Linked DNA regions of Homo sapiens: region 1 is linked to region 2. Evidence: chromatin loops called from intact Hi-C (ENCODE). Cell type or tissue: OCI-LY7. All regions are shown on one strand. Links, peaks and the distances in the headings refer to the core of each region. The heading gives the core; the rest is flanking DNA.

Region 1 (8,436 bases), core at 2,978-5,477, 810 kb after region 2:
CTGTTGACACTTTACCACTCAAACACAGATGCTGTTCTCCAGGGCTCTGGGTGCTGATGTTCTGTTGGCTGCCTTTAATCCTGAAAGTGACTTCCCCAGTTCAGGCCAGGGATTCATGCTGTAATGGAATGAGAGAGAAGTGGGCCAGTACCATACACATGTACACCAATGCACACACCCAACACAACCTAGGACAGAGCAGACTTCCTTTGGGAAGCCATGCAAAGTTGCAGAGCACAGGCAGGATGGCCTCATTCACGGCTTCTACCCATTGGCACGCTTAGAAACAGTTTATTCTGGCAGGGTGCAGTGGCTCATGCCTGTAATCCCAGCACTTTGGGAGGCCAAGACGGGTGAATCACCTGAGCTCAGGAGTTAGAGACCAGACTGGCCAACATGGTGAAACCCCGTCTCTACTAAAAACACAAAAATTAGCTGGGCATGGTGACGCATGCCTGTAGTCCCAGCTACTTGGGAGGCTGAGGCACAAGAATTGTTTGAGCCTGGAAGGTGGAGGATGCAGTGAGTCTTGGTCGTGCCACTGTACTCCAGCCTGGGCAACAGAGCAAGACTTTGTCTCAAAAAAAAAAAAAAAAAGAAAAGAAACAGTTCATTTTTTTATGGAAGAGAGGTGTTCATGAGACCCTTATGCAAGCAGATCCCCTTTTCCCTTGAAGAACTCGTCAAAGCGATCCTTCCAGGTAAACTGGCTTGCTTCAGGTCATGGCACACACACACACAAGCCCTCTCACCCAACCCCTCAACCACTAGTTGAATAAAACAAGCAATTGGCACTTAAACTAAAGGCTGGGCCTGTAAGGTAAACCAGTGACCCATGTGACACCTTGGCACTTTTCTGGGCCTTTACTCTGCCCGACAAGGCTTTCCATATGGGATGATGTAATCAAGCCACACAGAGGAAGGCAGCAAGGGTGGTACAAGCAGCCCCAGGGATACTTTGGGGTACAGGAAAGAAGTATTTAAATCTATTTCTATTTTATCTCTTTCATTTTTGTTTTCTATTTTTATGTATTTGTAATAATAGTACTATATACACATATGTAGTTTATAAATACATGAACATACACATAATGGGAGGATGTGCGCCAATATTTTTCTAATAGGGACATGTAATGAAAAAATTTGGAGACAAGAAGACACCACAGAGTTTGGGCTATTTCTAAAAAGACGTGGTCCTTAATCTCCACCCCACCGACAGAATCCCCCTCTATTAAACATGCAGATTCCACGACCCATCTCAGACCTGAATGTCCAGAGGTGGGATACCAGTGCTCTGCATGCTTAAAGAACCACCTAGTAATTCTGACTGCTACTGAAGTTTGGGTACCATTGCAGCACAAGAATTAGAGAAGCTAACATAAAAAGGCTGAGCTAGAAAAAGGCAGAGTCAGTGCAGATGAGAACACCAGAAATCCATTTCTAAGAAGAAAACAGGTAACTGGCCGCTACAGCTCCTGATGGAGCCTGACTAAGAAGTCCCTGTTCTTCCAGCATTCTGGCTGTATGGGTATTGAGACAATGGCTTTACTTTCCCAACTAGTCTTCCATTAAACTCTCATCTCCTAAGGAAACCTGGGTATTTCCTCTCTTGACAGTTGAGGAACAGGAATGGGGAAACTGAGAAACTGTCTTGGTCAGCTCAGGCTGCTACAACAAAATATTGTAGACTGGATGGCTTAAACAATAGACAGTTCTTCCTTACACTTCCCGAGGCTGAAAGTCTGAGATGAGGGTGCCAGCATGGTGGGTTCTGGTGTGGGCTCTCTTCATGGGGAAGGGGAGATCATCTTTCCTGTTTCCTCTTGTAAAGGCACTAATTCCGGCTGGGCGCAGTGGCTCACGCCTGTAATCCCAGCACTTTGGGAGGCTGAGGCGGGTGGATCACGAGGTCAGGAGATAGAGACCATCCTGGCTAACATGGTGAAACCCCGTCTCTACTAAAAATACAAAAAATTAGCCGGGCGTGGTGGCAGGCACCTGTAGTCCCAGTTACTCGGGAGGCTGAGGCAGGAAAATGGCATGAACCCGGGAGGCGGAGCTTGCAGTGAGCTGCGATCGCCACTGCACTCCAGCCTGGGTGACAGAGTGAGACTCTGACTCAATAAATAAATAAATAAATAAATAAATAAAGGCACTAATTCCATCATGAGGGCCCATCTTCATGATTTAATCACCTCCCAAAGGCCCATTTCCAAATATAATCATATTGGGAATTAGGGATTCAACACATAAATTTTGGGGGACACACACATTCAGTCTATAGCAGAAACCAACAGCTCCTCGCATAGAGAGAGCATATAATCTAAGCGAACTGAAAAGGCAACTGACGTAATTTCACTAATCATGTGCCTGAAAGGGTGAGGACAGGATAGGAGGAAGAGGGTGATGAGCCAGAATTGTCTGTAAGCATTTGAAAAAGGTCCTGGACTGACTAAACATTTAACCTGAAGTCATGTGGGTTATTTCTAAAAAGCATAGCAAGTTAAAAAAGGAGGCTGTAGAGCAGAAGCTGGAACAGTCTGTGTGACCTTGGGCAATTCACTGATTCTCTCTGTTCTTTATCTAAGGTTCTTTCCAGGTTTCTAGAACCCAAGTTCAGGCTTAACGGCTAGTTCAGGGTTCCTTTCACACTATATCATGCTGGTCAAGAATAAATTACAAACTTGGCCCTCTAAACTAAAAAATCCAGAAAAGGCTCCTACATCTTTAAGAATTAAATATTAAATAGATCTTCATGAGGAGCAAATCTCTTGTTTTGTCAGCCCTCCCCACTCCCAGTAGGAACTTCTTGCACAAGGCCTTGGCCTATCCAATAGCCAACTATTTTCCAAACCTGATTGAAAATCCAGAGTGAGCATAACTGACTGCTTTCTACCTTGAGCAATGAGACTACATTGTCACTGGAATGTAAATGTCCTATCTAATCAAAGTGACATCTTATTTTGATTTATTGCTGCCTTACTTTTCTTTTAGGGTCATCCTGTATTTCTCTTTTCTCCTAACAGAAAGAGGGCAGGTTGGTGGGTTACTAGGCATTCACCATAGAATGAAACTTGCTAATTGTCACCACTTCTGGGGCCAGGGACATCACCTGCCATAATTCTTCCTACACTTTGCTGGGGCAAGCTCTGTTGAACCAGACTTGAGTGGAGCGACACTGTGTAATGCACTCCAATAGAGTATAGCTAATGCCAAAAGAGAAAAGTGGGAACTGTCTCCTGAAATCTGCCAAAGGTACATGAAAAATTCCAAGGAGAACAAAGGTGACAAATCCCTGCAGTATGCCACATTTTTATTTCCTGAAGATGGAAAGTGCCACAGCATGCTATTCATCTCTGGGGAAACTGAATAAAATGTCTTCTGAGTCACCAGTTTAAAGAGACTTTACTTTAAAAATATAAACTTGATCCTATGAGTTATAATACAGATTGAACTTTATAGTTGTCCTGGAACCTAAATAATTCTAAAAAAGGTTAAAGTATTTCTAACTTTTTAATTCTGCTGCCTAAAATAACTGCTATTAATAATGTATTAGGCCAGTATTATAAAACGCACCTTCTGGATATGTGAAAGTAGAGGTAAAAGATAAGACCTAGCTTGGTTATTAGACAGCAGAGCCTAGTGTTTAGTAGTGCAGGTTCTGGAGTTAAGAGAGTTTGGCTTCAAATTCTAGTTTCACCATTCAATTGCTATGTAACCACTCTAGGCCTCAGTTTCCACATCTGCAAAATGGTAATACCAATAATATTTACTTGAGACTATTGTTGTGAACATGTCAGTAAATAATGTATATAAAGCATTTGTAAGGCACTTAAAATGAACGCTCAACAACTATTGGTGATTACTATTCTAATGACAATTCCTATTAATGAATGAGTTATTTAAATACTTAAAAGTTGAAACTAGTTACCTGTCTTCAAATATGCTAAAGTAACAATCATGCCAGTTAGAATATTATTAAAAATATAGGCCAGGCATTGTAGCTCACGCCTGTAATCTCAGCACTCTGGGAGGCTGAGCCAGGAGGACTGCTTGAGGCCAGAAGTTTGAGACCAGCCTAGGCAACACAGCAAGACCCTATCTCTATAAAAGAAAAAATAATTATACATATATAATTATTTCCTGAATAATATATATGTATGGCATACACAGGTATTGGACAGCCGCCTGCTCTGTTTGGTAAACATTTATCTGCATGCAGATTATGCATTAGCTCCTTCCATTTCCCAATTTTGCACTGAGATGACAACAGAAATGAAATACAGCACTGTGCTGTAGAAGAATTATACCATTTAGCTACGGATCTGTCCATTCTTGCTCATCTGAACCTTTATGTTTTTAGATTCAGGTTCATTTCCTTGAGCCTTCAGGCTGTAGCCCATGTTAATTTGCAAAGCAGTCCAGTAGCCTGTCCTTCACGCTGAAGATATGATAAAGCTTGTGCTTTGAATATCTAGCGCTACCACATCCCCCTTGTGGTCGTGGAGAGTATTTGCAAGGCGCCTGAGAAACCACCAGAAACAGCAAACACACTGGATGTACCCATAGGATCGTAGTTTCCTACACCCTTAGATAACAACATTTGATTCCAGGATTCTTTTTTTTTTTTTTTTTTAGACGGAGTCTTGCTCTGTCGCCCAGGCTGGAGTGCAGTGGCTGGATTTCGGCTCACTGCAAGCTCCGCCTCCCGGGTTCACGCCATTCTCCTGCCTCAGCCTCCCGAGTAGCTGGGACTACATGTGCCCGCCACCGCGCAAGGCTAATTTTTTGTATTTTTAGTAGAGACGGGGTTTCACCGTGGTCTCGATCTCCTGACCTCGTGATCCACCCGCCTCGGCCTCCCAAAGTGCTGAGATTACAGGCGTAAGCCACCGCGCCCGGCCTAATTCCAGGATTCTTTTGATTAACACTTCGTGGCTTTTTAACGTATAGAGCAAGAAAAAGGAAAGCGAACTCTCGGCCGGCGCGGTGGCTCACGCCCATAATCCCAGTATTTTGGGAGGCCGAGGAAGGCGGATCTCTTGAGGTCAGGAGTTCGAGACCAGCCTGGCCAATATGGTGAAACCCCATCTGTACTAAAAATACAAAAAAAAAAAAAAAAAAAGAAGAAGAAAAGAAAAACTCTTAGGAGAACCAGTTAATACAACAGAGAAGTGAGAAGTATGCAGTTTCTCCAATTATTTCCACCTGCCCTTCTCCGCCCCGTCATGTACAACGTAAGAACATAATGTTTTTTATTGCATTTCAATGTTCAATATTATTTGTCACTCCTCTGTCTTCTTTGCATCGGTATATTGTTTTAGAATCTAAATCTCTACAAACAGGAATCATGAGCCTGTTTGGATAGCCTTTAAGAAAGCCTGCCTTCTCATTTTTCTTCCTTTCTCTCTCTTTTTTTTTTGGGGGGGGGGGGGGGCGGAGTCTGGCTCTGTCACCTGGAGTGCAGTGGTGCAATCTCCACTCACTGCAACCTCCGCCTCCTGGGTTCAGGCAATTCTCCTGCCTCAGCCTCCCGAGTAGCTGGGGTTACAGGTGCCCACTACCACGCCTGGTTAATTTTCGTATTTTTAGTAGAGACGAGGATTTCACCATGTTAGCCAGGCTGGTCTCGGACTCCTGACATCAGGTGATCCACCCGCCTCAGCATCCCAAAGTGCTGGGATTACAGGCGTGAGCCACCACGCCCGGCCGCATCTTTCTTTTCTCTCTTTCTCTTTCCTTCCTTTCCTTATTTCCTTTTCTCCTTCCTTCTTTCCCTCCTTCCCTCCCTCCTTCCTTCCTTTCTCCTTTCTTTCTGTTTTTTTGTTTTTTGTTTTTTTTAATGTCTCGCTGTGTCACCCAGACTGGAGTGAAATGGCACAATCATAATCACGACTCACTGCAGCCTCGACCTCTCTTGGCTCAGGTGATTCTTCCACCTCAGCCTCCCGAGTAGCTGGTAGCTGGGACTACAGGTGCACCACCATGCCCGGCTAATTTTTTGTAGAAATGGGGTTTTGCCATGTTGCCCAGGCTGTTCTCAAATTCCTGAACTCAAGTGATCCTCCCACTCCAGCCTCCCAAGTAGGTGGGACTACAGGTGCTTGCTACCATGCCCAGCCAATTTAAAAAAAAAAAAAAAAAAAATTGGCCGGCCGCAGTGGCTCACGCCTGTAATTCCAGCATTTGGGATGCCGAGGCGGGCGGATCCCTTGAGTTCAGGAGTTGGAGACCAGCCTGGGCAACAAGGCGAAACCCCGTCTCTACGAAAAATACAAAAATTAGCCAGGCGTAGTGCCGCATGTCTGTAATCCCAGCTACTCGGGGGAGGGGGGCGCTGAGGCGGCACTGGAATCATCTGAGCCCAGAGAGGTGGAGGCTGCAGTAAGCTGAGACTGCACCACTACACTGCAGCCTGGGCGACAGAGGCTAAAGATGGAGTCTCACTCTGTCGCTCAGGCTGATCTCGAACTCCTGGGTTCAAGTGATCCTCCCACCTCGGCCTCCCAAAGTGCTGGGATTACAGGCGTGAGCCACCGCCTGGCCACCCCTGCCTTCTGAGAGAACTAAAAACAAGAGAAATGAAGTGTTAAGTAACTAGTGAGGATAATATAGTAATAGCTGACAGTTAAGAGTGTGTGGGAGGCTTTTTAAAAACTTTTAGAATCTATATAATCTATAACCCATGTTACGTTAGACTTTTGTTTATTTTCTTACTCCCACTGCCATCCTCCTCAGAATGTAAACTCTTCAGTTAGCTTCTTTCCCTCCCCAACTTTCCCCAACATTTCCTTCACAGTTCCTCACCCAGGGGTGACTACTTAATAATACAGATCTTCCTGAAGAGATAGGGGGTCTGAAACATTTCTCTTTTTTTGAAAGCGGGCTTCCAGGACAAATTGCTTCATCTCCAAAATCAAGTTCAATCTGTCATCAGCCATTCGTTCGTGTTTTGCTTTCGCTGTATTCCTACCACCTGGGAGAGTGACTGACACACGGTAGGCATGCCAAAACATATCTGTTGAATCAATTAATTCCTCTTCTTAAAAATCTAAAACTGGGTTGGGCGCGGTGGCTCACGCCTGTAATCCCAGCACTTTGGGAGGCCGAGGCAGGCAGATCACGAGGTCAGGAGATCGAGACCATCCTGGCCAACATGGTGAAACCCGGTGTCTACCAAAAATATAAAAATTAGCTGGGCGTGGTGGCGCGCGCCTGTAATCCCATCTACTTGGGAGGCTGAGGCAGGAGAATAGCTTGAACCAGGGAGTCAGAGGTTGCAGTGAGCCGAGATGGCGCCACTGCACTCAAGCCTGGCGACAAAGACTGCCTCAAAAAAAAAAACAAAAACCTAAAAACTGGTCACAGGGTAGTGAAGTAGTTGACATCCTGCCACCAGCACAAGGTTTAAAAAGGGCCAGAGGAGTCTCAAGTCAGGCCCAGCACAGTGGGGAGAGGAAGAGCCTGAAGCTCAGCTATTTTTCTTTTTTTTCTTGAGACGGAGTCTCGCTCTGTCGCCCAGGCTGGAGTGCAGTGGCGCGATCTCGGCCCACTGCAAGCTCCGCCTCCCGGGTTCACGCCGTTCTCCTGCCTCAGCCTCCCGAGTAGCTGGGACTACAAGCGCCTGCCACCACGCCCGGCTACTTTTTCGTATTTTCAGTAGAGACGGGGTTTCACCGTGTTAGCCAGGATGGTCTCGATCTCCTAACCTCGCGATCCGCTCGCTTCGGCCTCCCAAAAGTGCTGGGATTACAGGCGTGAGCGCCCGGCCAAGCTCAGCTATTTTTTTTTCCCTTTGTGCAGGCTAATTGGCCTAATGTTCTGTGTGAATCAAACGCTTCGTAGTTGGAAACCCAAGACCCCTGTGATAAAACGCAACACGAAATTGTTTAACGTCTGTCTGCATATCCAAGTGTCTTTCAAGTTGTGAACAACGGGCGGGACCAAACAACAAAAGTACTGACGTCCTCACTTCACAAAGCCACAAGACAAGATGGCGCCGTCCTCCAGGAGCGGGAGCTGGGAACACGTCCACGCCCGGGGGGTGTGCACGCGCCCGGGCTCGCCCCAGGGAACGCTGGCGTGCACTCGGGCACCCAGTGAGCGCCGCAGTTAGTCTCCACCCATGTTTTCCGCCACTCCTTGCGCACATGCGCTCTAGGTTCTTAGCTGGATGTCTGTTGCGCCAACAGGCTCCTCCTCCCGCGCAACTGACGCAAGAAGACTGTAATCGGTTCGCAATTTATCCCGTGTGACCTTGAGTCTTTCCTGTCGCCGAGGACCGGGGCTGTCCGAGATACGGCCTTCATATCCCTCTTCCTCCCCTGGACTCTTTCTGAGCTCAGAGCCGCCGCAGCCGGGACAGGAGGGCAGGCTTTCTCCAACCATCATGCTGCGGAGCATATTACCTGTACGCCCTGGCTCCGGGAGCGGCAG
Region 2 (5,051 bases), core at 2-2,501:
ATCAAAATCCTGCCGTCGAGGAAACTGTCAGCAGGAGAAGCCCTTCCCCTCCGATCCTTTCCCAGTGGAATCAGTGTGTTGCTGGGGAAAGGAGCCCGTCCCTCGAAGCCCCTTCCCTGTGGGAGATTCCACATTCGGCAGTCGCGGATGCGGTGGAGCCACGTAGCAGCCCGTCCCCGCCGGCCTTCTTCCCGTGGGAGGCTCCAGATCGTCCTATTGGAACTTGGGGCCCATCTCCCCAAGAGACATGGGATCCCATGGGGCCGGGCTCATCGATAGCATTTACTCAGGAAGCTCAGAATGGGTTAACTCAGGAGGAGTTGGCACCGCCTACACCGTCCGCACCCGGCACTCCAGAACCAACAGAGATGCAGAGTCCATCCACGCGGGAAATTTCAGATCTTGCCTTTGGAGGGAGTCAGCAGTCCCCAGAGGTAGCAGCACCCGAGCCGCCCGGCAGCCACCCTGTGGGCACCCTGGACGCGGATAAGTGCCCGGAAGTCTTGGGTCCTGGAGAGGCGGCCTCGGGACGCCCGCGCATGGCCATTCCGCGGCCTCGAGACGTGCGCAAGTTGGTGAAGACCACGTACGCGCCAGGCTTCCCGGCAGGAGCACAAGGCTCTGGGCTGCCTGCGCCTCCTGCCGACCCCTGCGGGGAGGAGGGCGGCGAATCCAAGACGCAAGAGCCGCCAGCACTGGGGCCCCCCGCCCCGGCTCACTACACTTCCGTTTTCATCAAGGATTTTCTACCGGTGGTGCCGCACCCCTACGAGCCTCCTGAACCGTCCTTCGACACGGTCGCCCGGGACGCCTCACAGCCCAACGGGGTCCTGCGGCGGAGGGCAGAGAACAGCACGGCGAAGCCCTTCAAGCGCACAGAGATCCGCCTGCCTGGGGCCCTGGCCTTGGGTCGCCGGCCCGAGGTAACCTCGCGAGTGCGAGCGCGCGGCCCTGGAGGAGAGAACAGGGATGTAGAGGCCCAGCGCCTGGTCCCCGACGGCGACGGTCGGACCAGCCCTCTAGGCGGCGCCCGCAGCTCATCCCAGCGCTCCCCCGTAGGGCCAGCAGGGGTCCGATCGCCCCGCCCCGGCTCCCCTCAGATGCAAGCCAGCCCGAGCCCTGGGATAGCACCCAAACCGAAGACACCACCTACGGCCCCCGAGCCCGCGGCTGCCGTCCAGGCGCCACTCCCGCGGGAGCCCCTGGCGTTGGCGGGCAGGACGGCCCCAGCCCAGCCCCGCGCTGCCTCGGCGCCTCCCACGGACCGGTCCCCGCAAAGCCCCTCCCAGGGAGCGCGCAGGCAGCCCGGGGCCGCGCCCCTGGGGAAGGTCTTGGTGGACCCCGAGAGCGGCCGCTACTACTTTGTGGAGGCGCCGCGGCAGCCTCGGCTGCGGGTGCTCTTCGACCCTGAGAGTGGGCAGTACGTGGAGGTGTTGCTGCCGCCCTCGTCTCCCGGGCCGCCCCACCGCGTCTACACCCCTCTGGCCCTGGGGCTCGGCCTCTACCCGCCCGCCTATGGGCCTATACCCAGCCTCTCTCTGCCACCGTCCCCGGGCCCGCAGGCCCTCGGCAGCCCCCAGCTACCCTGGGTCTCTGAGGCAGGGCCCCTGGACGGGACCTACTACCTGCCGGTGAGCGGGACCCCCAACCCCGCACCTCCTCTGCTCCTCTGTGCGCCGCCCTCCAGCTCAGGTCCCACCCAGCCCGGCAAGGGTTCATTGTTCCCGCTGTGAGGCCCCGGGCCGATCCCCATGGAGTTGGAGCCCTTGGATGCCTGGGAGGTTCTGGCATCCAAGCCCCTACCCTCCTCTCCTTCCGTCGCCTCTGTCTTTAACCCATCCCAGTCAGTCGTCGGACAGGAAGTGATCTTCAGAGAATGAATCTGAGCCCCGAGGCTGGTGGAGCTGGAGTCACCCAGGAAGTGGCTGCCTACTTCCTCCCCCAACAAAATTATGTATCCCTTTCCCAGGCATTCCCAGGGCGTGGTGTGGTGTGGTGTGTGGGTGTGTGTATATGTGTATATGCGGGCAAGCAAATAGGGAAAGTGAGGCATCCCTGGGCTTGTCCCCAGGAGCCGATCAGAGGAGGTGCTGTGGCTGCCGTGGGGCAGCAGGAACGGGAGCAGCAGGAGACAGGGCGGGGAACTGTCTGCCCTCCCTGATGGTGGGCCCAGCTGAGGTGAGGCTGGCCAGTGCCCCTGGTGAGGTGGCAGGAAGGACTCTGGCTGTCGAGTCTGCTCTTAGGAAGAGGAGCTGAGCTTTGGCCCTGGAGGTTACTGGGGGGAAAGTGGCCAGTACAGCCCAGGCCAGGCTGGCTCCGAGAAAGAGCTAAGGCGGGGGACAGCAGGTGGAGGCAAAGCAAGGAATACAGGGAGGGCCTGGGTTGGGGGTTAGCCTGGAACTTGGGGTGGGAAGATGGGGAGCCTGGCCCTCAGAGCTGAGCTGACTCATTTTTGGGCCAGGGGTGGGGCTTCAGTCCCCCACCCCCTACATCGGGAGTAGGTGAAATGGTCATCAGGAAGCTCTGAGAAGAGGGAGGGTTGGGCTCTTGTCCCACAGGAGCCTCTTGACCCCTCTGTGTGGCCAGAAGGTGGGTTAGGGCCAGCAGTAGAAGCGATACCCCTGGTGGAGTATCCAGAGGGATCTGAAGCTCTTGGCAGGTTCCACTCCCCAGTAACAGATGTGGCAACAATGGCCAGAGAGGGGCTGGCCCTACAGACCAGTCACAGCAAGGGACAGGGCCCAGAGCCTGCACTTCAGTTGCCCTGAGATTCCAGGAGCCTCTGAGGGAGATGAGGGGGGTCTGCATGAGGTGGGAGGTGGTGTGCGTGGGGGTCTGTATATAGTTCTGAACCGGAAATGGCTGGCCCTTGCCAGCCTGGTGTGTGATGTGATGAGTTTGGGAAGGACAGTTTCCATGAGAAGCAGTGGCAGGGATGGGGATGGATGCCTTCGTTGTTCCAGGCCTGTCAGGGGGCCCAGGTCCCTAGCAGTCCCTGCCCTCTGCCCTGGACTGGAAGCTGACTAGGAGAGCTACGAATCAGAACAACTGGCCATTTTCTAGCTGGAGATGCCAGCTCCGATGGCATGGAGGGCCCTGGGGCCACCCCAGGTGTCTTTACCTCATCCTGGTGTGTAATAAATCACTGACCATGGAGCCATCATGGCTGAAATAACTGGTGTGAGGTGCCTGATTTCCTGCCACAGCCTCTCAACACCCTCCACAGTGCCCTTCCACGCCTGGGTATGGCCTGGGTGGAGGGGACCTCAGGGCTAGGGAAGGAGACCATGTGTGTCTTGGAAACACTGTAGCATCCCTGTCTCCCTGAACTTGCCTCCCAGGAGGCTGGCAGCCACACCTCATTCCTTCTGGTGGTTGAGTGGCCAGGGAGCCTTGGGGTCAATCAGGCTTGGGTTTCTCAGCATGGCCCCTCTAGCTATGTGGCCTTGGATTTGTCACCTCTCTCTGAGCCTTTGTGTCGGAAGAGGCAGAATAAACATGACAGTCTCATTTCTCAGAAAGGTCAATGAAACAAAAAAAGATGACGGCAGCCAACCAACTCTTCCCACAAGGCACTCAGCACAGTGCCTGCCACTTGGCCAGATCACAGGATGTGGGCAGTATCGGCCCCTATGTGTTCCTGCCTAGGCCCAGCCCCTCTCCTTGCCTCAGTGCTCCCTATCTGTGAAATGGAGCTGAGATGGCTGGAGCCAGGGTCCAGCTAGAGGACAATGCCCACGTGGCATCTTCGGGGCCCTGGAGGAGGGAGTGGGAGGAGGATGGGAGGGGTGAGGTGTCAGTTCCCCATTGGTCTAGGCCAGGTGTTCTGTGGCGGTCCCCACACCACACAAGCACACACACATCTGCACCTCAACCACAGACTACACTTGCTGAACTGGCTCCTGGGGCCATGAGGCTGTCACTGCCACTGCTGCTGCTGCTGCTGGGAGCCTGGGCCATCCCAGGGGGCCTCGGGGACAGGGCGCCACTCACAGCCACAGCCCCACAACTGGATGATGAGGAGATGTACTCAGCCCACATGCCCGCTCACCTGCGCTGTGATGCCTGCAGAGCTGTGGCTTACCAGGTGAGTCCTTCACCACTGTCACCCTGCCCTGCTCACACCCCTTCTCAAGCCAGACCCCTCCACCCACCTCACATTCCACCACCGGCCTTTGATCCCCAATCCCTACCACTGGGCATCAAGCCACAGATGCAGCCTTTCATATATTCCATGCCTCAGTTTACCCATCTGCCTGCCTAACAGCAGACAATCTGGGAGACCTCCTCAGTATTTTGAGACCCCAGGGAATCACTCACTTGTCCTTAGACTTCTCCCTTTCCAGGCCCATCCTTGAGTCCGGACTCCCTCCCCAACCCTGACGGGGCGGCTTTGGCTATGTGTACATGGTGCAAGTGCACACGTGTGAGCGCCTGCACGTGAGTATGCGTGTGTCTGGCTTCACACACACACCTGCTGAGCATGCCTGCGTGCCAGTGTCTCTGTGAGGTGGGGGCCTGGGAGTACTTGTGTGATTGAATATTGGGCTCCAGTTTTTCTTACCTTGCTCTTGTGGTTTAAAATGGCACGTGCCGGCCGGGCGCGGTGGCTCACGCCTGTAATCCCAGCACTTTGGGAGGCTGAGCGGGGCCGATCGCCTGAACTCAGGAGTTCGAGACCAGCCTGGCCAACATGGTGAAACCCCGTCACTACTGAAAATACAAAATTTTAGCCGGGTGTGGTGGCACATACCTGTAGTCCCAGCTACCTGGGAGGCTGAGGGAGAAGAATCACTTGAACCTGGGAGGTGGAGGCTGCAGTGAGCTGAGATCGTACCACTGCACTCCAGCCTGGGCGACGAACGGCGTGAGACTCTCTCTAAATAAATAAATAAATAAAAATAAAATGACACTTGCCACTGGGCAGGTGTGCCCTGGACGAGGGACCCCAGTGCCCAGGCCTCACCTACCACTTCAGCATTTCTTTCCCATCCCCCATCCCCATCCCAGAGAGCTTTGGGGGCTGGGGGAGGGGCCATGCAACAGCCTCA

The links. Peaks named below come from ENCODE experiments on the same cell type or tissue, not always from the same donor. Only the 100,000 strongest peaks of a DNase experiment are listed, where the experiment ranks them.
Region 1: it touches region 2 in a loop (5-fold over the local background); 10 of 110 quality-filtered maps call a loop at or near these places.

The regions. Positions count from the first base shown.
Region 1 is chr5:138,575,510-138,583,945 of GRCh38, reverse strand. It overlaps LOC105379193 (a long non-coding RNA gene), which reads right to left. Exons shown (of 3, transcript XR_001742900.1): 2 at 16-118. Among named protein-coding and RNA genes, the nearest start is that of HSPA9, 4.3 kb to the right of the region's middle. RefSeq lists enhancers at 4,403-4,452, 7,951-8,090, 7,668-8,316, 8,231-8,436, 8,317-8,436. In OCI-LY7, for the core only: a CTCF peak has its summit at 4,495 (motif pointing left); a DNase peak (open chromatin) is centred at 4,495.
Region 2 is chr5:139,388,716-139,393,766 of GRCh38, reverse strand. It overlaps PROB1 (proline rich basic protein 1), which reads left to right. Exons shown (of 1, transcript NM_001161546.2): 1 at 1-3,175. The coding sequence ends at 1,733. MZB1 (marginal zone B and B1 cell specific protein) reads left to right here and starts at 3,854. Exons shown (of 4, transcript NM_016459.4): 1 at 3,854-4,087. The coding sequence starts at 3,911. It also overlaps a transcript of SPATA24 not described here. RefSeq lists enhancers at 68-237, 248-457, 768-817, 1,733-2,027, 3,688-4,097 and 2 more and silencers at 988-1,397, 2,668-2,717. In OCI-LY7, for the core only: CTCF peaks have their summits at 828 and 1,037 (motif pointing right); DNase peaks (open chromatin) are centred at 716, 1,026, 1,866 and 2,160; H3K4me3 peaks cover 2,500 bases; H3K27ac peaks cover 2,500 bases.